Linked DNA regions of Mus musculus: regions 1 and 2 are each linked to region 3. A link is a loop called in an ENCODE intact Hi-C map of the cell type or tissue named here. Cell type or tissue: left cerebral cortex. All regions are shown on one strand.

Region 1 (8,000 bases), 1.7 Mb after region 3:
TGTACTAGTTTGCCCTTGGCAGGTAAACCAAGCCTGCCTTTGTACTCCACTCTGGAGTGGCATTGTTCCACCTCATTGCAAAAATCAAGCTTCAATGGTTTCATTGACTTTCAACAAAATATTCCACCGAGATAACAACTCAAAGACAATTAGGCTTTCTATGTAGCAGGAGCCAGAATGTTACAGAGGTCTTTGAGAGCGTGAAATGGTTGTTGTCGTTTTCTTTCTGGGAGTAAAGCTCCTTCTCGGCCCTCATGTACAATTTTTGAAAGATTATTGGTTCTCCCAGACCCTGGCAGTTTAGGGGACAAAGAACAGGACATGAGCAGGGCAGCTGTGAGAGTCGGGGTCTGGTGAGGAAAACCTGGCCAGACTTGCAGAAGCATCCACAATATTTACTATTTACTATATATTTTTAAAGCAAGATATTTGAAATTTCTCTCTCCCTTTCCCCCTCCCCCTCCTCCTTCCCCTCTCTCCTTTCTTCCCTCCCTCTCTCTTCTCTTCTCTTCTCTTCTCTTCTCTTCTCTTTCTTTTTTTTTTTCTTTTGCAGATTTTAAAATGCAATGTGTGGCCCAACTTCCTATAAAAGACAGTTCCAAGGTCCTTGCATTCCTTTTATTAAATGAGATTTTTATTTTCTTTGTGTGTGTGTGCATGTGCAGTGTGTGTGCTTCCCCTCATAGATACTGGGAGCTAAACTGTGGCCCCCTAGAAAAGCAAGACATACTTTGAACTTCCCAGTCATCTTCCAGCCCCTCCTTGAGTTCTGCCTTTCCGGAAGCTTCACAACCCTCTCTTGATCTTCTACAGCAGACACTGGGTTAAGATGTGAAATGAAAGCAAAAGCCACCTACAGTTCTGTTCATACCCTGGTATTCTAAACAGGTTGGGGACATCAGGAACATGGTAAAATCTCACCAAATCTTCCTGCATTTTTCTTTACTTCCTTCACACAGAAGTTTTCCTTAAACACTCTGAAGTTTAAAGGAAGGAGTGGATACATCAAGATCCTTACAAAGAAGTTCATCTGGTTTGCACTGTCAAGGGATTAGTCTTGAAGCCATAGATGGCTTTTCATTGAGAGTGGGGGGATCTTCAGCCAAGTTAAACCACTATTATTGCCACACACAACCACATTGCTAGGTTTTCTTATGAGGTACTCTAGAACGTAGTTAGTATAGCAACAATAACTGCTCTGTGCCATCACATCTGGGGAAAGTATGTCGCCCAGCTTTAAATTCTTGTTACCTATTAGGCCTGTGAAACACCACAGTCTGGGCACCCTGCTTCAAATATGCAAGAGGTTTTCCTTTGAGGCTCATTTAGTGACAAAGAAATTCTGGGTTTTGTCTCAGTTTCTAGCAGTTCTTAGAAAAATAAACATATTTCATGTCTTGAACATTACAACAGGATAGTGGTTACATTTTATTAAAATAGCATTTTTGAATAGACAACAACAACAACAAAATACCCAGCCACAATGTTTTGTAATTTAATTTAAAACATACTTCATTTTTAGATGAATTTAGGTTTCTAATTTATATTATTTGTTATATTGCTATTTGACTTGCAAAGTCTACCTCTGTGGGAATTGGTGTGAATCTTTGGAGAAAGTTTCCAGCATCTCCAAAATTTCTAGAAATCACGGATTTTGATCTAGGATAAAACAGAATAAGAGGTCCCTTCCCCTTCTATTTGTTTACATCATATCCCCCCCTTCTCTTTTGTGCCTCCCTCCCATCTTTCCCCTGTTCTTTTCTTCTTGACTGATTTACATCCTACCAAGACTAGCTTGGCTATAGAGCGAGGTTGCACTTGCTATCCTCCTGTCATGGCTTCCCTAGTGCTGGGGTTTCAGGCACATGCCACCACTCACAGCTTTGAATTTTTCTCTCAAAATCATAATAGTACCTATTAATGCCTTTGATGTTATTGAACACACAATATGTAAAAATCACGGCAAGGAATTGGAAGGAAGGGATCTTGGATCTGTAATTTCCAACACGGATTTTCTTTCATGCTTCGAGTCCTGATGTTTAATAAGGTCACCTCACATCTTCTAGTCCTAACACTATTCCCTTAGGTAATTGCCCCTCTACACAATAAATTAATTAGCACTTGTGAAATATTTCTTTCAAAATATTTCTCTATTGATCTTTCACAATTCTGTGTGCCTGTAGCATCTTGCTTATGATATTTTCTTCAACGTTCCATTTCCTCCCCTGCTATTAGGTAACTCGGGTCTTTAAAAACACACCTGTAAATACTAACATGAAGAGATGTGGGAGAGAGATTCATTTGGCAAATGTTCTTAGCCTATTAGAAAAAGTGGATGTCTATAGATTCCTTTGTACCAATGCTATTCATTCTAAAAAATTGTGAAAACAACAAAAAACCACTTTTCTCTTGGATTTTCTTAAAAGGTGGCAGAGAAAGGGTCCTTTAGTTATGATTTAATTAATCTTCCATAATTACTTGCTATATTAGTTATTTTTTTTTCATTGTTAGGACCAAATACCTTGCAAAAACAACTTAGTGGCTTGTAGTTTCGAGGGTACCATGCACTTCAGCAAGCAAGACCTGGCAGCCGGACTGGTTCTGTCCATGATAGCAGGAACTGGCTGCAGATGGTCTTATTGCTGTGGCACACAGACTGACAGATAGACAGGAAGGAAGGAAGGGAGAGAGGGAGGGAGGGAGGGAGGGAGGGAGGGAGGGAGGGAGGGAGGGAGGGAGGGAGGGAGGGAGGGAGGAAGAAAGGAAGGAAGGACATACTGAACCAAAACCAGGACTGAGCTACAACCTCTAAGCCCACTCCTAGTGTCCGACAGCCAGGTCTCACAAGCCAAAGATTCTGCCACCTTCCAAAGTATCAATACCAGCTGGGAATCAAGTGTTTAAACGTGTAAACCTGTGGGGGGTGCTTCAGATTCAAGCCCTAACATGTGAGCTTTGTTTCCTAGACGTAATGTAAACTTAAGAAAATCTTCTAAGTTGAAGTCAAGCCAGAAATGAAACCTATGTGTGTAAGAACTAGATTAAATTTCATGGCTGCAACAACAACAACAACAACAACAACAACAACAACTGAAGTCAGGCAATGCTTCAAGGTTTAGATAGTGTAGACTTTACATTATACCACTGTGCGTGAGTGTGTGTGCGTGTGTGTGTGTGTGTGTGTGTGTGTGTGTGTGTGTGTACCTATGAACTTAAGAATGTATTTCTCCATCAGGTCTCTGTGTACCTTATTTTCTTATTAGCCTGGGGCTTACTGATGAAACTAGAGTAGCTAGCTAACGAGCTTGTCTCTTCCTCCTCAACACTGGGATTACAGGCATGTACACCACTCCTGGATATTTTTGTGTGTCTTTCAGAATGAAATTCAGATCCTTACGTTTGTGTGGCAATCATTTTATTGGTTGATCCCCCTTTCCAGGCCCAGGCTGCCTGCTTTAGAGTATCAGGACGTTTCAAGTTCTTATGTGACTTTTTAAAAATTAAGATACATGTTCCCAGATCTCAAAGCTGACAGGGAGAAAGCTCTAAAAGTTTTGATTTTAATGAGCATCAGTTTTAATTATCGATAGATTGAATTTAGTTTTAGAAATATTGGAAAAGGAAATATTGCAGAGCCTGTTGTCAACTCTAAAAGTGTACTTTCATTTTACTAGGATGAAGTAATTTTGTTGAATCTTTGGAGGTCTTTGCTTTTTGTATACACATTCCTAGTTTATAGACAGGTATTTTAATCCTTTCTGATCCCTGAGTTTATATATGTATCTATATGTGTGCATATATACTTATTATAAATATATATATATATACACACACACACACACATATATATATATATATATATATATATATATATATATATATATATATATACATATGTGTGTGTTTGTGTGTGTATATTTTCACATAATTGCATAATTACTCATTAACTTGAGCAGATCCCTTGGAGCCTCTCCAGTGTGTGTTCCAGTGTGTGCTGGATGAATACTGTTCCTCTGCACCCTGGTAATTGGCCAACAGATCTCCCGGGAATGTTTTGGTCTCTTATATAAACACTCCAGGAACAAGGGGCCACGACTCTGTGTTTTATTCACTGGCAATGAGACCTGAAGGGTTTTACACAAAGTTCTCATAGCATGTGAAGAACGAAGAGCTTGTGAGGAGAGCGCCCTCTGCTGGTACTTAAGATTTCAGACGTTCTCTTGGAAAGTAGTGCTTAAGAAATCAGAACAAAATGTATTCTTTTCAGCACAAAATGGGCTTACACTAAATGAATAGTCAGCAGAAGGAGTTCTTTAGTTTTGGTGTCCTTATATTGTGAGACACACTCTCTCTGTATCTTTTACCTTCCAACTATTTTGTATGCCGATTGGATATTGCTTTGCTTAGAAACTAAAACCCAAACAGGGTCTAGACATGGTAGGCAGGTTATTTATTTTTATGGTTTTTGTTTGTTTGTTTGTTTGTTTCCTGACTAACCCTAACCAAAGCCAGCTTCACTATCAGCTTCTTACCCTTGAAACTCTCTGGACTGTCACATACTAGGGCATTATTCTCAAGTCTGAAGCTACCTTTATTCTGTACAAAGGAATAGCACACAAACCTGGGATGGTCTTTTTCAAACTAACTAACTTCCTGTTCATTTCTTCTTTAAGACAATGATGGTGGTCTTCACTTGCGAAGGTCACAAAAAGAGAATGGAGTAAGAGAAAATTGAGCCTTGACGGTTCTAATATGTGTAATCTTTAAGCAACATATCCCTCACCAACTCCAACCAAGTTTCTCATTTATTTCTTTAACGAGGAGAAACTAGTTTAAAGGGAGTCATAATGAACTAACAAAATAGTGCAGACCTGGCAAGCAGCATAGGCATGCTAACTGCACTTTCCACCATTCCTGGGAAGACTAGGTTTCACAGAGACTCAGACTGAAAGCTAATTTCCTGCCCAACACTCTGCATGGCCATGCAACACGCTCACCCATAGAAACTCCTTGTAAAAAGTCAGCACGTGACTACTCCCGTTACATAATCAAAATTTATTTATTTTTGGTATAAAGAAAATATCTGGGGAGTGGGGTGTTAGAGACATGACTCGAGAACACTGAAGCCAGGCGGTGGTGTCGCACACCTTTAATCACAGCACTCGGGAGGCAGAGGCAGGCAGACTTCTGAGTTCGAGACCAGCCTGGTCTACAAAGTGAGTTCCAGGACAGCCAGGGCTATACAGAGAAACCCTGTCTCAAAAAACAAAAAACAAAAAACAAAACAAACAAAGAACACTGGTGCTTTTCCATAGGACCTGGGTTTGATTCCCAAGACCCATGGGGCAGTTCACAGCCTTCTGCAACTTCAGTTCTAGGGACTCCAATGCATTCCAGCTTCTGCAGGCGCGGCACACATGTTGTGCACAGATACAAATGCAGATACAACACCCATACACATAAAAATCAATCTTGAAAATTAAAAGATTCAAATTAGAGTAACCCCTACATGCAGAATTTGTCCTTGTAACGTTTCGCCAGCAAAACACACTCGGACAACCAGATCCTTCTACGGCAAAGCTTTATTGCTTACTTCTCAGGAAGACCCCGATCCCGGAAAAAGGAGCTGCTTAGGTACCCCTCCTTGTGACGTGTCAGCTCCTGATTAGCTGCTCACTCATCACCCTACTGCTACGTCCTGAGATGGGCAGTGACTTGGCACGAATTTACCTCAGCACCTGCGCACATTGCTTGTTTACTAGTTAGGCACTGAGGAAGCCAGCGCCATCTTGTAATGGCGATTGCTCACGGCTCTCCACAAGAATTATCAGGCCCCAACCCTTAAATAAAACCATAAAAGAAGATGGATAAACAGTATCTCCCACAGAATTATTCCAAATAGACCCGTGTCTCTGTTAGCTCTCTGTTGCTACTTAGAGAGAAAACGTTGGTTTTGTTATATTAGGTTTTATCAAGATAATACACCGTGGTTTTATTATCGAAGTGGTTTGAACTTGACATTGTATGTGTTTAGAGGGACAAGGTGCCTTGGTGCTCTCTAGTTCCCCAACACGTGTTATGTCACTCTTTATTATCAGGCAATTAAAAGAAATCATAATAGAGACAGTATAGGTAGGGGCTAAGTCTAAAAAGCTAAAGCCGGACAATCTCTGTTTGAGTTCCAGCACCATTTAATTCTCTGACCTTGAGAATGCTGTTGGATGCCCTGTCTGGTTTCACTGCCCTGATATTTATGATTCATCTACAAAAAATGAAAACTTGGTATGAGCTTCCTAGGGTTGCATTGAGAATTGTCACCAACCCAGGACTTAAAAGGCAACTTTTTTTTCCTTATACTTCAGGAGGCTTAAAATCTGAAACCTAGGTGCCCAGGTAGTCCCTGCAGATGATCCCAACCCCTCTGCCGCTGGAATCACATGACATGCATGCTAGGAACTGAACTTGGCTCTCTGGAGAAGCAATATACACTCTTAACTACTGAGCCAGCTCTCCAGACTCTTTGCCGATTTTCTTATTCTGCTTATGACTAATTCCTGATGTTCAGTCTCAGTGTGTGTGTGTGTGTGTGTGTGTGTGTGTGTGTGTGCGCGCGCTTGCTCAATAAACCTGCTTAACATTTGACTGCATCTCAAAGTCTGGCCATCTAAGATTTCATTTTCAATCCATGAAAGAACTGTTGAGTCTTCCAGGTGTTGTGAAGGCTCCCACTGTTCTCCATGTGCCCAGATCCAAATCCTCAACATCGTTTTAATTACTCCTTGTTTGTTGTTACATCCAAGCAAGACTTGATGGCTCCTGCTTGACAGTAATCCACCTGCCTGTCATACCCACTTGATCCTTGAGAAAGTACCCTTAATACAGCTTGTTGTATTCTTAATACTGTTCTAGCTTGGGCCTCCCTCAACAGTGGCCCAGCTGACCAATACACACACACACACACACACACACACACACACACACACTATACACATACCAAACAAGTTTAATATGTCAGGAATATGGATAAATTATATTTCCTTTAATTCAGATAATTTAATATAATTCTCATGATTTGATGAAAAATACTGAATATATTCCACTGGAGAATGGAAGAGGCAAGGGAAGGTCTTCACAATGGCCATAAGAGGTAGCACAAGTGTTCAGTAAGGAGGTGATGTGCAAACTGCATCTACACAGTACTCCTTCAACACGTGGATGACACTTACTACAACATTTTAGGGTCATACTGCACATTGACAAGAGTTCTCTAAAATTCTATTTGGCTTATGGCTTTTGATGGATCATTTTATTTAAACTATATTTCTAGATCCTTGACAAGAGTTCTCTAAAATTCTATTTGGCTTATGGCTTTTGATGGATCATTTTATTTAAACTATATTTCTAGATCCTGTTTAATTTTTAGCAAAACTGTAAGGTTTTAGATCCAGAATTTGGTTTGAAACACTTAAGTGTATGCAGTTGAGGAAAATGAAAGGCACGTGTGTACTTTCTGGTTATGGCTCCCTCTAGTGTTCACATTACAAAACTGGGAAAAAATGGAATGTGAGAATTAATAGTGCATAGTGCTCATTAAGGTGTGGCTGAGTGTATCACACACACACACACACAAATGCAAACACACACGTTGGGTTTTAGGTAAATATGTGTGTGGCCTTCTAATTCTTTTGACAAGAGTGTGCACTCTATCATAGTACAGAGTTACATGATGCAGCTCTGTAAAATGCATAAACCATTTGGATAGCCTCTTGTGAAGTCTGGATGCTGCTATTAGGGACATACTCAGGATATAAAGCATCTATTATGCTTGAGATTCTGGGAGCCTCGATCAGACGGCAGGGATGATGGATGAAGAAGAGCGAGAGAAGATTCATTCTAATATACAACAAACAGTGGTTAGTACCTCTCCCTGGCCCTGGCCCTCTCTTTGTTCCAGGAAATAAAGCTACCTAGTTCTCTATTTATAATATATACTCATGTGT
Region 2 (8,000 bases), 1.5 Mb after region 3:
CCACAAATAACTCATAATTATATGATATAATAGAGATGTTTTCCTGATGTAAAATTATACAATAAATATAGGTATCAAAACACCATGTGACACTTAATAGTGCCTACAAATTTTATCTTCTTGTGTATTAGTTAAAAAGAATACAAATTTAAATATAAATATTTCACTTTCACTTCACCTGATATATGGCAATTCTTAACTTTTCCCTGTAAAATATTTTACACATCCATGTTGTTATTGTGTGTAATTATAGTTGCAGGAGGATGCTCCTTTGAAAATAAGGATTTTGATGTCTGCTTCGTCATCTTACACCTCTGGAAATGAAAGTTGAGCCAAACATCTATGATAAGTCATTAGTCATGGGTGAACATTACACGTTGTGCACTGAGTCTTGTTTTCCCTGGTGTTGACAGTGTAGGCTTTCAGCTTCAGAGCCTTACATTCCCATCTGCAGTTGTTTAGTCCGATTCTTCTTTGTCATCCCCACATTAGGAGATGAGGCTCTGTGTGCCTGGTTTGGCTTGGGAGGGCTCACATTTCCACCCAAATGATACAGCTAAATGTACTGAGAGGCAACCACACTAGCTTTGGCATAAATGACTAGGGAGTCCAAGTCTTTCTGAGTGTTTGATCGAGTACTAAAAGACCATAGCTCTAGGATCTGGCCAAGGGATGAGGTTTTTTAAATAGAACTCATAGCTTTGACATCAAATCAAGTAATCTCTTAGTTTTCAGGAAATTCTATTTTTGGAAGCAAAAGAAATTCATAGATGCTCGGGAATTTATGCTTCGGAATTTTCATGGGAGAATTATTTTTAGTTCTGATTTCTCCAAGCCTTCCTTCTCTCCCACTCCCCAAAGACAGATGAGCTCTAGAAACAGGAAATTAGTGAAGAAAAGAAAACACTTCCCAGGAGTATGTGATTTCTCTGCAGCTATTAGTCAGAATGATTTAGTGATATTCTTGCAAAAATATAAAATAAACAATAGAAGAAGTCTATGATGTCAGCAGGCTGGGGGTAGAATAAGAGTTCCACAGAACTTCTCTGTGCTACTGTAGAGACAGCAGTGTTGCAATGAAGAAGGATTTTGCCCTGTTTTTGCTGAACAACATCCGGGATCAATAATAGTAAAAAAAATAATATTATATATCCTAAGAACTAAGGAGGAAAATATAAGCAGGGAGTGTGATAGGAATTGACAGAGACATCTAGATGAGATGGTCAGAAAGAAAAGTCTACTGAGAAAATGATAATCAGATAGAGAATTTGAAGCAGGTGAGGGTGGGATCACGCAGAAGGCTGGAGGAGGTGCTTTCTAATGAGACTTAGCAAGGCAAAGGCCTTTGGGCAGGACTGTGGCTGGCAAGTTCATGGAGAAGCTAGAGGAAGCAATTAGAGGCATGAGCAGTGAGGTTGTAGTGAGAGATGTGGGAAATGTGCAGGAAGAATTCCAGGAACAAGGTGATACAAGGTCATTGTACATACATTGCAGCCAGACATGTTGGACCACACCTGTAAGCTCAGCTTTTTGAAGTCAAAGACAGTTTTGGATCAATCTAGTCAGTGCTACGCTAGCCTGAGCTAGGATTAAGTCCCTGTCTTGAAAATCAAAAGCAAGCAAGCAAACAAACAAAACAACAAAAAGAATATTGTGGGTCAGTGAGAAGCCTTGGTGGGTAAAGGCATTTGCTCACAAGCTGAATAACCTAAGTTTGATCTCTAGATCCTACAGGGTAGAAAGAGAAAACAAATTCCCTCAAAAATATCTCTGACTTGCACATGACCTCTGACTAGCACTCAAGCATAAGCCCACACACAAATAAGAAGATGTGCTGGCTAGTCTTCTGTCAACTTGACACAGGCTGAGATATCGGAACCTCCAATGAGAAAATGCCTCTCTCCATAAGAGCCCAGTGTAAGATATTTTCTTAGTGATTCATGAGGGCAGGGTTGGGTTGGCCCAGGCCATGGTGAGTGGTGCTATCCCTAGGCTGGTGGTCCTGGGTTCTATAAGCAATCAGACTGAGCAAGCCATGAGGAGTAAGCCAGTAAGCAGAACCCCTCCGTTGCCTCTGCATCAACTTCTGCCTCCAGGTTCCTGTCCTGTTTGACTTCCTGTCCTCTGGTTTAAATAGGAGCCAGGGAGAATCTAACTCATGTGATTTTTAAATGCTGGAATATAAACGTTAGAAAAAAAGTATAAGTCCAATAAACCCTTTCCTCCCAACTTGCTTTTGGCCGTGGTGTTTCATTTCTGTGATAGAAACTTTAAGACAATAAATAAATAAAATTATAATTAGGAAAAAAAGGTGTACAACATTTCTAATTGCTATAGAAATTATGATATATCAGAAGAAAAATAGCAAGTAATTATTTGGAATAATTATTTTAAAAAAGAAAGTACAGGGTTCTTTGAAGTCACAGATTGGGGATCTAATACACTCTAGGGGTTTTACAGAGTGGAACAATGTTCATGTTGAGATGGAATCACACCCATGAGCAGGGTAAATAGAGACTAGGTACTGTCTGTCACTAGGACAGCCGTGAGCTGCAGCTATTGCTAAAGCAGAGGCGGGTGCGTTAAAACACACTAGGGGTTGACAAGCAGGTTCATGATTAAGGGAGAGAACAAGAGGAATGGGGTGGCAATTTGAAGCTTAGGAAACGGGGAGCAGGTATATTGCAAAAGGTGTTGTAGGTTACTTAAGAGTTTGGATCTACCTGAAAGTACTGGAGAGCCAGGGATGACCAACAGGGAGATGAATGAATGATCAGGTCTATATTTCTGGAAGATCACTCTTGATGGAGACTGGAGAGCCCTTGGAGAGAAGGATGCTGCATAAGTGGAGCAGTTATCACCATCCGGTAGTGGTCCAGGGGGCAGGCAGCAGCACTAGTCACTATGGTAATGGAAAGGTGTGGACACACCGGAGATATTTAGGTTGACTGGATGTGGCATCATGATGGGAGAGGTTAGAAGACTGAAGATTTCATTCATCATTTCATTCTGGCTCACTCCACTTGATCCATGGTCATGCCACTGACACTGAACCCAGCATGAATAACAAGGTCAGAGATGTCTTGGGTCTCTTGGAGCCAGCCCAGCATCAATTTAACTCAAAGAAGAATTTTTTTTCTGCATTTTCTTCTTCTGCACTGTCCACCAAATGAAAAAAAAATAGAGACATAATCCAATCATATATTATTCCTTAGGTGAATTTGTTTAATCTTCACACTTTAAACGAGGAATATTATTTCTAAGCCACAGTCCCTGCAGATCTGTGTTCCTTTTCTGAGCTTGGCGATTTCACACACCAGCCTGAAAGATGCGGGCTTTTCTAAAGCTGAGCACGTGGCGCCATCTTCGGGACAGTTTGGCAAAGCCTCCTAAGCCAAGCTGACTGTGCGGTTTACACTGGAACTTTCCATCCAGCAACTCTGACTCCATCTTGTTCAGTCATTAAGCTGAGAGCAGTGTTTCTCCAAAGTCAAGTTGTGCGAACCGAGCCTTTGTCTCACAAGAACTGAATCTTAACACAGAAAACAGGAAAAAAAATGGAAGCAGATTTGCCTTCAAAATAATCATTCTAGTTTAGTGTCTGCACTCTGAAAAACAGGTTTTGGTCTTGGGGAAAAAAAAAAAAAACTGCAAGAGGAAATTAAGGCAGTGTGGCTGCAGGGTTTCTGCCTTCTTGCTCATCCTCTATGCACCTTCTGGCTTTGCTTGCAGGAGTTTTGCTCTGGTTTAAATAGGAGCCAGGGAGAATCTAACTCGTGATTTTCAAATGCTGGAATATAAACGTTAGAAAAGAAGTCACTCGAAACTTTGGCTTAGAAGATGTAATCTCATAAATGTATCCAAGCTCGACCTGAAGACTGAAAGGCTGTGAATAAGAAATCACTATTACACCAAGGGCTAGCCACACGAGGAAAATAACACTTTAGGAACACGATCATTTGGCTATGGTCTCATATGCTGAATCCAGATAGGTAAGTTCTAACCCCCAAATTATCTCTTTAGAATTTACTATCTTGATGAAATCTTCCCCCTGCTTCTTAGATGGAAGGCCTCCCTTGTGGCCCAGTCCTGAAATTAAGCCTCAGTCAAAGGCAACCTAATAACCTCAGCAGAAGGACTGAAGTTGAGGGCAGCAGACAACCTGGGACAATTCCCCGCCATGTAGAATTCAGAATGAATGTCTAGAGATTTGAGAGAGTAGGAACCTTCAAGAGGCCGGAATTCCAAAAGACTGCTATTTGCACAACTAGAGGAACTGCCCTTGCCTCATCACAGTCTGTTCTGAATCAAGTCAAGAGATGAAAAGCCATAGTCTCTGCAGATGGAGCAAACAACACATGCTTAGAACACTAAAAAAGGGACAGAAACATATTTCACACTGTTCAAGCAGTCGTTATTTTATGCTTCCCACTTATTCTTGATGACAGTCAGCACATGTTCAATGGTGATCAGAGAATGTTATCATATGGAGGTCACGCTGGCCCTTGTGGGGCCTTCCCCAGCACAATGATATGCTGTACCAGCGTACACTAGCACACTGGGCATTCTGGGCTGACTCTACCTGCACCTGGTCATCCTGCCTCCCTCTTGACAACATGCTATAGTCTGAAGATTCACAGGACTCTGATCTTATGTCTGTAACTCAGCAGCTCTTGATCTTTTGACCTGTTTCTTATAGTTAGTCTTAGTCTTCGGAGCAAAGACCTTTTTATAAAGTTTCCCTTTATTGGATTTTTTTAGACTGCTCATAATTTATGGAGATCACTACACTAGTCTTAACATTTTACATGCTCTAGTGAAAACTGTGTTTTAAGTGATTAGATGCCATCACTACTTTGCTTATGAACTCATTTTGTCGTTTGTTAAAATTGAGTTGAGTGTTTCTTATTCTAGGAAAACTTTTGCTCCTTGAAGACCAAGTAACTATACATTGATTTCTCAAGTGAGTTCACAAATAGCCACCGCAACCACAAGCAATATAGAAATATTCCCTGCATATGAAAGTAAATATTCAGATCTGAGCTTAGTGTTTTTGTTTTGATTTCCTCATTTTTAAAAGTAGAGACAAAAAATTTCCAGTTACATGGTTACTGGGCATGACCAAAGAAGTTGTACAGACTCATCAGTTCCATGCCTGGCATTAGTAAGCACTTGGTGCCTTCGCACCTTATGAGGACATTTTCTGAAATGTCTTTTTAAATGATACATGAAATTATTGCTGTCAAAGAGGTAACTTTGCAGAGGGGGGGGGGCTTTCCAATGGACAAATCATAGAATATTGTCACCACTGGATCAAAATCTAGTAGATAAGTTACACTGAAAATGGCAAAGTGACCACCAGGGTTCTACAGCTCCTTTCTTGGAATTGATGAACCAGGATATTTCATTGCTAACTGACCAAGGACCAAGAACGGTCCCTCAACAAGAACAGAAAAAAAAATACTAATAGCTCTAGGCTAATGCTTTCCATGTAATTGAATACTGTTCACCAGTTCAGGTCTATTGTGTGAAATACACACACACACACACACACACACACACACACACGAAAAATAAATTTAAAATTTTAAAAGGCTCCAATTCAGTTGGCAAAGTGCTTGCCTTGCCTGTGTGTGAGTCCTTAGATTAAATTTCCAATATCAGTTTTTTGAAAGGTGAAAAGGTTTCTTTCTTATAATCAGTGGCTTCTAAAAGGAATGTGTCAAATGCCTTTTTGCATACATTTCATACATTTTTATGCATGACATAATAAGACAGATGCCTTCAGCCATAGGTTGAGCAGCTATGGAAGGTAAAAAGAAGATAATAAGGTCTAGATTTAGACTTTATAGTTCTTGTGTGACTTTAGCCAGGTTGCCAAATTCTCTAACTCTCGGTTCCTCATCTACACAGTGGAGATTCTAACAATACTCCTGGCCTAGGTTTGTTATAAGTTTGAAGTTTTTGTTTGTGTAAAGCACAGGGCTCTTTGTATATAATTAATGAATGATGTTTTTAATGCTAAAAAGAATTTATTTTTAATCATCCTAAATTATATATCACTTTAAAGAGGCTTAGATACTACTGACACCCAGAGACCCTGATTCGGGGTTAGACTTTGTGTTTGGAAACAGCAGTAAGAATGGAATGGAGGAGCAAGTTTCTCCTGTGTAGCTGAAGAAGCTCACAGAAGAGCTGGAAAACTCTATGGCACTTAAGGAAAGATGGTCCTAATTTGGTGGCCTCAATAGAAATAAATTGGAAGGAAAAAGAACTCGCCGATGTAAGGAAGGGGCTAAAGAATCAAATGAAAGGTAAGATTCCTTTGTTGGAAAAGATCCATGGCTGGGGTGGAAAACTAACAAGATAGTGTTTCTGGATATCACAGATTACCACTGAAAGTCTGTCCGTTCTAATGATGCTCGATGCTATCATTTTGCACATGCTGAGACACAAGCGACATCACACATAGTAAGTCTTTCCCAGTCATGTTGCAGAGCACTGGTTAAGCCTCTCTGGTTTTGACTTATGGATCTTCCCCGTGCAGATCCCACGGGCCATCTTGAAAGCATGTCTACTCCAGACAGGCAGAAAAGGCGATGACCTGTGATGTTGGAGGTAACAGTTTTCTATAGGTCCCAGAACTGCAAGTGCTTACTATTTGTCAGAGGTTTTACCAGTCAGAAACTAATCTTACAGCTTTGCCCACATCTATCTGTATGCTCAAGAGAAAAGATACAGGTGTTGAAACACAACACAGCCTGTGCCTCAGGCACTGTTATACAAAACAACTATACTGTTTTTTTTTCCTCCCTGTAAACCAATACAAATTCCTACTCCATCGGAACAAGAGAAAATGGAGTCGCATCTGGAAATCTGGGGATAATTGTACTGCCTCTCATAACTACAGAATAAAGATGTGTGTATTAACTTTTAAGCAAATAAAAATCCATCTTTTTCAGCAAACCCTCCCATGATAGATTTGCTGTAATAATAACTAGCACTGAGCTCTTAATTTGCATGAAAAGGCATGCTGAAAGATTGATACATACTGCCCACTTTATTTAGGATATTAAAAAACTGAATGCATGCGTAATTGATATAAGCCCAGTACTGGGAGGCTGATGAAAGATCATAGTGGGTTCAAGGCAGCAGGAGCTACAGAGTGAGATACTGTAGCAAATAACCAAACTCCTAAACTTCAAGAAAGGTTTGAGCTACCCGAGATTATAGAAACAGCAAGTGACAAAGATTCAGATGGGTTTGACACTCACAGGCATCAGAATCTCTGGGCTCCAGTGGTTTCTTTTCACACTTGAGATTCTCTGCATGCTCATTTGAGATAGTGTTTGAGTGCATTGCTGGAAATATTGGTGTGTATGCTAATTCATAAGGCAGTCTTATGTAACAAATCCCACAATGCAAAGCTTAAGATTAACTGGCCATTGCTCAAGAGTCTATACGTTGCCTGGATGGCATTCTTTTCTGATCACTATTAGTGCATGTCTCTGATGATGTGGCTGGAAAGGTCAAGAAGGCTTCATTCAGAGCCCTACAGACCCTCTCTGATTGTCCTTCTAGGACATTTCATTATAGCCATTTTAAAAGAACAGGGTGGTGGCCTGCAATAAAGCAGAGTCATCCTGTGGCGTAGCAAAATAAATGTGGGACTAGAATGGGCTTGGCATCCTGTTTGATACATTCTATCACCCCAGTGTTTTTCAGCCTATGGGTCATGGTCCCTTTGGGGGTATTGAAAGACCTTTTCACAGTGGTCATGTAAGACCATTGGAAAACACAGATATTTACACTACAGTTCATAACAGTAGAAAAATTGCAGTTAGAGGTAGCAAGAAAAGTAATTTTATAGTTGGGGGTCATCACAACATGAGGAACTTTATTAAAATGTTGCAACTTTGGGTAGGTTGAGAACCACTGTATTGGCAGGAGTTATGAGGCCATCCCAGAGTAAAGGATTTAAAAAGGAGACTTAGCTGGGC
Region 3 (8,000 bases):
CTATAGAATTACATATACATTCTTAAATACAATTTAAAAAAATCCTGCACATATTTAAATCTCAGTTGAATAGGAAATAATGGACTAGGTAAAATTTTATCAACAGTACATATTTAAAAAATATGTTATAGTTTAGTGTCAAACTGTAGGGACAAGTGACTATCAGAAATGATTAACACAGCAGAAAACTGGGTACCAAATCTCATATGTCAGGATGTTGATAGAGATCACACACACACACACACACACACACACACACACACACACACACACACACTGCAATGTATGTAAAGTCCTTGATTGGCTTTGAGATTCTAGAATCAGGCAATACTTCATTCTATAAATGAGTAAGTTTTACACTGAGTCTAGCAGAGGTTAGTTTTATAGATGGAGACAAAGCTGGAAGACAAAAGGCAGACAAGAAACACCAAATTGGTCATTTAAAAATTATTTCTCTTGTAAGGCGGGGACAGGAAGTGAAAAAAAACCCCGAGAAAATAATTGATTGGTCAAAATCAGGCTTCCCCAAGGGCATTTTGATTTTTTCTTTTCTTTTTTGGTGAAGACTAAAGCAGAGGGAAGTTCATTATCATGTTAATTGAAATTGGCCAGTTTAGAAAATGTGCTTGCTACCTCTTGTTCCTGAAGGTCAAAGACAACTTAGCTGTAGTTGTTACTGCGGAGCTCCAGCACAGGCAACTCCATTTTAAAGTTTACCCTACTTTTGTGAAGCTCTTCTTTTACAATAATCACCTCTTGTAATTTTTATTTTATGGTATTTTTCTCCCTGAGCTGAACATCCAGATGAGTACACAGAGGTGAAAACAAACAAGTATGTTGGTCTCTTTTCATTCCACTCCGAATGAAGATAAAGACCACAGATGGCTAGTGCTTAGGGCACAAAGGGCAGACTGTCAGCCATTGTTTGTTTGTCTGTTTCTCTCTCTTCCCTCTCTCCCTCTCTCCCTCTCTCCCTCCCTCCCTCCCTCCCTCCTCCTCCTCCTCCTCCTCTTCTTCTTCTTCTCCCCCCCCCCCCCCCAGTTTTCTGTTCTCACTACCTGGATCTGTCTCCAGCCCTGCTGACTCTCCATCCCATGTACCATAGAGTTGATAAAGACTTCAGGCATTTTAGGTTTTCCATGTCAGCTCCCTGCTCCTTTGGGTCCACGACAGAAAATATTAGGAAGACTGGAGGTCACAAGGGCAGTGATGTGTTTCTACCTCATTGTGGCTTTGGTGACAGGAACTACATCTCTTCTGCTGCGTCAGCTCCCACTCTCGCCAACTCGACTGTGCCTTTGGTCCAGCTTCCACCAAGTAATTCTTGTCCTTCAAGGCTAATGACAGTCCTGACTTCCTGCTGCCCTCAGTGTGAGGTTTCTATTCTCCTACTTGGTAGATTTAGGGTAGGGTAAAGAGGAGATGAAAAGAAGAATGGGAGAATGTGGGACTCACAGGGTGATAGGCTGTCATATTTCCATTAGACTGCCAAGGCTTAAGAAAGAAAGTAATGAGTTATTTCCTAGCTGTATGTCTACTAAGTCAATTTCTCTATGAGTAAAGCAGTGGTTGTTTATACAGGGATAACAAAGGGAGAAGTCAACTGCTAAACAGTCTACTCTGTACTCAGAAGTCCAAGAATGTACCAAGTGTTTCAAGCCCTCACTGTCTCTCCATCTGTTACCCCAGAGTCAGTTCAGTGGCTACAGGGATAACTATAGAAAGAAGCCAGCAGAGGAAGTTGATGTAGGGAGAAGATGGCTGCGGTTGGGTCTACCATGTAAGTGAGATCATCCAGGGCCCTCTGAACTGATATATTCTGGACACTTGCTACCTGAAGGGAAACTGCAGGTAGTTGGTGTTGTGCACACCAATGACAACAGCCAACAGAAGATTCTAGGACAAAAAGAAGTCAGGTAAAATGCTTGTTTTGTCCTTTCCCCTCAACTCCACCTCCACTGACTAAGGGAACTAAATTTTTGCTGAGGATGGAGATAGGAGCAGAAGTTGACTCTCCCTTTAGCTGTCACACTTGAGACTAGAAGAGTTGCAGATTATTTTTTTCAGATTAGGGATTATCTGCATGTATACAATGAGGCATCTTAAAGATGAGAATCATTTTCAAAAACAAAATTAGTTTATATTGCACACACACACACACACACACACACACACACACACACACACACACGGCTTGAAGGTAATTTCACATATTTAGTGCGCATCATAACTGCATTTTCACCTGCTGTAATAGATCAAGCATTCAATCTACTACCTTTGGCATCTTGTTGGCTATGTTTAGAAACAAAAAGGCTTTTGGGATGTTTTAAACTCCTGATTTTCTGATTAGAGATTCTAAATGCATACTGTGCAACCAGACTACATGATTTTTGGAGTAGAGGAAGAGGGGCAGGCCAGATCTCTTACATCACCCGTGTCACATGCTTGGACTACGACTATAAGATTGGTACCCATCTGACAAATTATCAGATGCCCATCGCATCTGCCTGCTGTGCATGGAAAAGCACAAATTCAACAATCAAGTAATTAGAAAATTTAAATTATTTCTGATTAACATTCTACTAAGTTCCCATGGCTCAGCCAGAAGGGTAGCTCTTCTATTTGTTGCTACAGGGAAAAAAAATGACAGGAGCAACTTAAGAGAAGGTTTATTTGGGGCTGCAGTGTGAGGGTCTAGTCCATCAGGGCAGGAGGTGTTGGTGGCTGGAGTATAGGTTAGCTGGCCACTGTGTATCCTCAGTACCAGGCAGAGAGGGATGAGTGCTGTCTGTTTAGTTGGCTTTCCTTTTATGTAGTTTTACACCCCAGCCCATGTCACGGTGCTGCCTGTGTTTAGGGTGGGTCTCCCCACTTCAGTGAACTTGATGTAGAAACTCCCCCACAGAAATGCCGTGATGATTCTCCATCCCATCGAGTTGACAGTCAAGGTTAACTACAACAGATGGTTACATTTAAACCATCAGATCATCTGCAACAGAGTTCTCTGGTTAGCATTCATGGGCCAGGGACATAGGATTTTTGTTTTATCTATCCTCAATTATCCCCCTTTTGATTTCTTCTTAGAATTAGGCTTAGCATTTCTGCCTTCACCTTCTGTTTTCCTTTTCTGGAATCTAGAGTAGAGAGTACAGAATTCGATTTATTCAACCATGTATAACTAACTGTACGGTTCATTGATCACTAGTATACTCATGCAGAATATGAGTTAGCTGGCCCTGTATCTTCATCTAATTATGGATTAGTGGTACTTAGGGGTTTGAAGCTGTATTGTACACACCCAGCACCATGCCTTGTGCTGTGACGTGACTGCTCTGCTTTGACTGTTTTTGATACGTGACTTGTGAGAAGCCTTTGTGAACATACGTCTGTCCACGTTCCTCAGCTGATGATTTGGCTTTATTTCGTAGAAAATGTGGGTGGCTGAAAGAACTTCTTTCACACAGTCATAATCTTCTGGCTTTGCTTACTGCTCTCCTGTCTTACACCCAAAGTAGCAAATGATAGGGACCCCTTTGTTGCCACAAAATATGTAAACCACTTCCATTTTTGACTGAGATAGAGCAAAACAAATATCCTCGAATTCCCACTAGATGGCGCTATTAGAATGGAAACGACTTAGTTTTTCTTCGGTCATAGTATATATCTCCATAAAATCTTCATTTTGAAATCCATCTCAGCATGTTATTTTGGCTTGTCAAGCAGGTCTGCTTCCTGCTGAACTAATGGATTGGGATGATGTAGTATTTAGGGAAAAGATTACCCAATGTTTCCCAAGAGAGCCCAGAGGACTCTAGGCAAAACAGCCAAGAGACATTTTATCCACTTCTGATCCTAGCCAATTTCTACCTGACATTTTTGATACCCTTACGCTTCTCCATGGACATGTAGGGGAGACCCCACAGAGACAATATCTTTGAACTGAGTGAGAGGCCCCGTGCATGCCTTTTCTTCCTAGTCCTGTGTGCTGACGAAGGAAGCTGACGCCCTCAGCCGATTGCTGACCATTGCCAGCTAACTCATCAGTGGTGATTTATCCAGCGGCTTTCAAAGTGCAATTTCTGGACTAGCAGCATCATTTGAGATTCCTTAGAACCTCACATTCTTCCCAAGCCCCCTGAATTGGAAATTCTGGGGCTGGACCACTGCAACCTGCAGTTTCACCAGGCTTCGAGGTAGACCTGATGTTCAGAAACCATAAACAAGGTCTTCGGGCTCTTCACAAACCATCCCTATCCTCCTGTTTGACCTGACATCGCTCTTGAAAGCCCTCAAAGAACAGCCTCAAAGGTGAACAGGTGGGTGGGGTATTTGAACGCCAGTGTGCCCTCCTTGTCCTCTTGAAAGGGCTGCCTCTGCCGTTTTATTCTGAGTGTCACCTCGAAGCACAGCCTCCATTGCAGAGGACTCCTTGAGCCCGTGTCTAGTGTGTAAATGAGGAGGAGGCTGTGATTAGTCATTCCCGTTTCTTTTGGAAGGAAGAGTGAAATGCTCAGGAAAGCCGCCAGGTGGCAGCCTGGTTCCTAAGCGGCTCCTGTATTACTGAAAGGCACTTTCTGGCTTGTTCACTGTAGTCAAAGAAAGGCAATCCAACAGCAGTAGTCATTTATTGACTAGGCTGTTTGTCTTTTTCTCTACTGCAGCATGAGTCAGAGCCCACAGAGGGAAAAAGAGAGGGGAACAACCTACTGATTAATGGGTCAGAAGGCTGCTCTGTAAGACTGTGAGCCACTTCTGCCTCCGTTTCACAGAATGTGGGATGTAGGGAAGCTACAAAGGCGAACATTGGTTAAATACCCAATGAAGCTGGCTCAGTCAACCAGTTCAAACAGGTATCTGGAATATGTCTGTCTTCTGTCCTTTGATGAGCAATGTACCCACACACAGGAATCACATGGAGTAATGTTGACATCTTCTGATGCCCAGAGGCTACAGAGGCAGTCCCTGGGCATCGGTGAGATTAAATCTTCCCAGGTGATTCCAGTGGCAGGAAGCTCTGGAGACCATTTTACCCACATGCATTGGAGTTAAATGCACTGACAATGTGGCCTCAATGAGAAACTGGTTGCTGTCTCATATCGTAGTATAAATTTGATAGAATATGTTGTCATGGTCAGTTCTGTTATTAACAATGGGCAGGGTTTGTCATATGATGGAAAGTGCCCACACCCTTCCCCCAACTACTTCTTCCTTCCTCCCTTTTTCTTTTATTTCCCCTTTTTTTCCCCTTGAAGCTAAGAACACAAACCCAAAATTGAAGATATTTCTACTTCCTGGAGGGATATTCTGACTGAAACCACACTATTCTGTTCTAAAGTACAAAGACCATACCTTTGGCTGTATGCTCTCAGGGGTCCTTCAGCTATATGCCCTAGTTTAAAGGCTACTACGACAGCAAAACATTTAGCTTAGTGCTGATGCGAGGGGAGTTGTTCATATTGATCAGGCAGAGTGAAAACGTTTGCCTGGACAACCCTGAAGTCTTTCAGCAGAGTTTGAAATTTTTCTGTAAGGAAAGATTTTTTTTTTTTTTTTTTTTTTTTTGTACTAAACCAGGTTTTGAAACCTAGAATGCGAATTTTAAAAAATATTTGTTCTAGAAAACCATATATGTTCCCACAGAAAAAGGCAGCCTGGAAGGAAACATAGTTGTAACATATAAAACATGAAATATGCTGAACCGTTGTGTGAAAGGACACATGATGCTAGGCTGAATTCTCGACACCCACGGACGGGGTTCAACCCCGCAGGAACTCCAGCTTCTGGTCCTCTCTCAAGGCTCGTCCAAGTATCACTTCTTGAAATGTAAATATTACTGTAAGAAGCAACTTGTTAAACCCTTGCATCATAAAGCATACCAAGTTTCCCTATAAGTGCAGATTAGCCAAGGAAACTGAGAGGCTTGCGCTGGAAAGCCCAAAGAAAGAGGATGGAGGAAAGAAATGTGTAGTAAGGATTGGGAGCCAAAGGGCCTTTCTCCTTCAGTTTGACATTACAGTTGGCTAGGGCCCAACCATGGACAGTTTAACTTGGTTCATTTGTTGAGTTTATGCTCCTATCCTACAAAATTCTTGCCGACTCCCCCCCCCCCCCCTTTAAATGGTACGTCATAGAGAACAGCAAAAGCTACGGAGTGGCTATGGTGTCTCACGTTGTCTCACGCGACTTCCTAGATTCCAGAGGCTTCTTTTCTGTGGGCGTGGCCAAGGCAGCGGGGGTTTATGACAAAGTTGAGCGACCTCATGTCACTCAAACCAGCTGTATTAAGGAAGGTGCAAGCTTTTGGGATTTCTGTTTGGATTTAGTTTAGGTTCAAAAGAGCACGCACAGATCCTGAGTGTTGTCAAGCACCCGTGACTGGGAAACGGAGGCGTCCGATCCGTATTGGAGTCAATTCGCCACTTAATTGGTGAGTCTCTCCACCTATGGCACTGCAGCAGTACGTTTCTGTCTGCAAACATAAACATATTCAATCAATACAAAGCAAAACCTTGCTTCTCAGAGGCTCTCCTATGCTCTCTTGTTGGTTTGTGAAAATAGCTAAGTAGTGGTGTTCAGTTCATCCTATTAAAGAGCCTTCATCAGGGAATACTGAGACAACTCTTGGTGGCAGCAGGCTTAGTCATCCTGCTGTGACAAAGGGATGAATAATGTTTTTTAAATCTCACATCTACCAACACTCTCTTTTCAAAATGGATCCTCCATTACAGAAAAGGAGCTACTGCAGATACATGCGGTTAGCAGTTCTACCTTTTTCATAGCTTCGTTACTAAATCAAAGGGTGCATGACACCGTTCCTCATAGAATGGAATGACTTCGTGACTTCTCAGCGTTTACAGTTCTCGCTTTGGAAGATGTTGGTTTGTGTTCTTGCGACCGTAAGAGTGACTTCTGTCTTCCTGTTAGCTGCTTTCTCTCACGTCTTGGTTATTAGGCCATTAAACCCTCCTCCATTTGAAATGTGGCTTACTCATGCTTTGTGATGTAGCTGCTATTTGTCAAAACGGTTCTCAGAATCCCATTTTCTGGTTACCATTAGAGCACAGCACGAAACCCTGAAGATAAAGGATGATGTTGGTAAATATTTTCATCAGACTTTGTGAGAATTCAGATTTCTAATAAAATTAATTTGAGAAAAATCAATGACCCTATGAGTTTAAGAGGACTTTCATTATTCCAAGGTAACAGTTTCCAAAGCTTAGTATGTCCTTCAAAAGCTTATTGTCTAAAATGTTCTTTCTCCTCCTTCTAGGGCGGATTTCCCCTTCTGGGTCATGACTAACTACATTGCTCATACTAGCCAGAATTATATATCCCTGTACATTCCCCACTTCTTTTCCACTCAGAATAGTTGATAATCTGCGTAGTTACAAGAATATCCACGCACAGCAGTGGCTTATTCAAAAAAGGTATCATACCACTGTTGTTTCTTTTCCTTGGCAAAAAGGGAATATTTTGTTCCTACAATTATAACTTCTAAATATTAAAAAGTGAGTAGTGAATTCTGATAGACATTTCTTCAAAAATCTGTCAAATTAGAATACATCTTACTACTAAAGTCATTTTGTGATTATAAGCAATAAACTTTTCTTCTTGCTTTTTTCTTTTCTTTTTCCTTATTTTTCTGTTCTTTCTTCTTTTCCTTCCTCCCTTCCTCCCTTCCTCCCTCCCTCCCTTCCTTTCTCTCCCCCCAAACCCCCAGACAGAGTTTCAGGACAACCAGGACTACACGAGAAACTCTGTACTTTTACTCTTTTATATACACAGCCTGCTTTCTCATAGAACCAGCCCAGGATCACCAGCCCAGGGATGGCACCACCCATAGTGGGCTTGTCCCTTCCCCAGAAATCACTAAATCAGAAAATGCTCCGTAGACTTGTCTACAGCCAGATACTATGAAGGCATTTCTCAATTGAGGCTCCCTCCTCTCTGATGACTCTAGCTTGTGTCAAGTTGCCACAAAACGAACCTGTACGACATCA

Evidence for each region. A loop is a pair of places that touch in the nucleus more often than their neighbours do. Peaks named below come from ENCODE experiments on the same cell type or tissue, not always from the same donor. Only the 100,000 strongest peaks of a DNase experiment are listed, where the experiment ranks them.
Region 1: a loop joins it to region 3, with 3 times the contacts of the local background. A loop is called at or near these places in 5 of 42 quality-filtered maps.
Region 2: it touches region 3 in a loop (12-fold over the local background); 17 of 42 quality-filtered maps call a loop at or near these places.

Annotation. Positions count from the first base shown.
Region 1 is chr2:79,770,469-79,778,468 of GRCm38, forward strand. The region is part of intron 4 of Ppp1r1c (protein phosphatase 1, regulatory inhibitor subunit 1C); the gene reads left to right. Among named protein-coding and RNA genes, the nearest start is that of Ppp1r1c, 67 kb to the left of the region's middle. In left cerebral cortex, CTCF peaks have their summits at 4,193 (motif pointing left) and 7,528 (motif pointing left); a DNase peak (open chromatin) is centred at 4,191.
Region 2 is chr2:79,496,124-79,504,123 of GRCm38, forward strand. No RefSeq gene overlaps it. Among named protein-coding and RNA genes, the nearest start is that of Neurod1, 43 kb to the left of the region's middle. In left cerebral cortex, a CTCF peak has its summit at 3,368 (motif pointing left); a DNase peak (open chromatin) is centred at 3,365.
Region 3 is chr2:78,044,912-78,052,911 of GRCm38, forward strand. It overlaps Gm52519 (a long non-coding RNA gene), which reads right to left and starts at 7,073. Exons shown (of 3, transcript XR_003953861.1): 1 at 6,769-7,073; 2 at 6,170-6,469; 3 at 2,800-2,989. It overlaps 4930440I19Rik (RIKEN cDNA 4930440I19 gene), which reads left to right and starts at 6,266. Exons shown (of 7, transcript NR_108098.1): 1 at 6,266-6,427. In left cerebral cortex, CTCF peaks have their summits at 3,607 (motif pointing right) and 4,523 (motif pointing right); DNase peaks (open chromatin) are centred at 3,409, 3,694, 3,937 and 4,514; H3K4me3 peaks cover 1,136 bases; H3K27ac peaks cover 991 bases.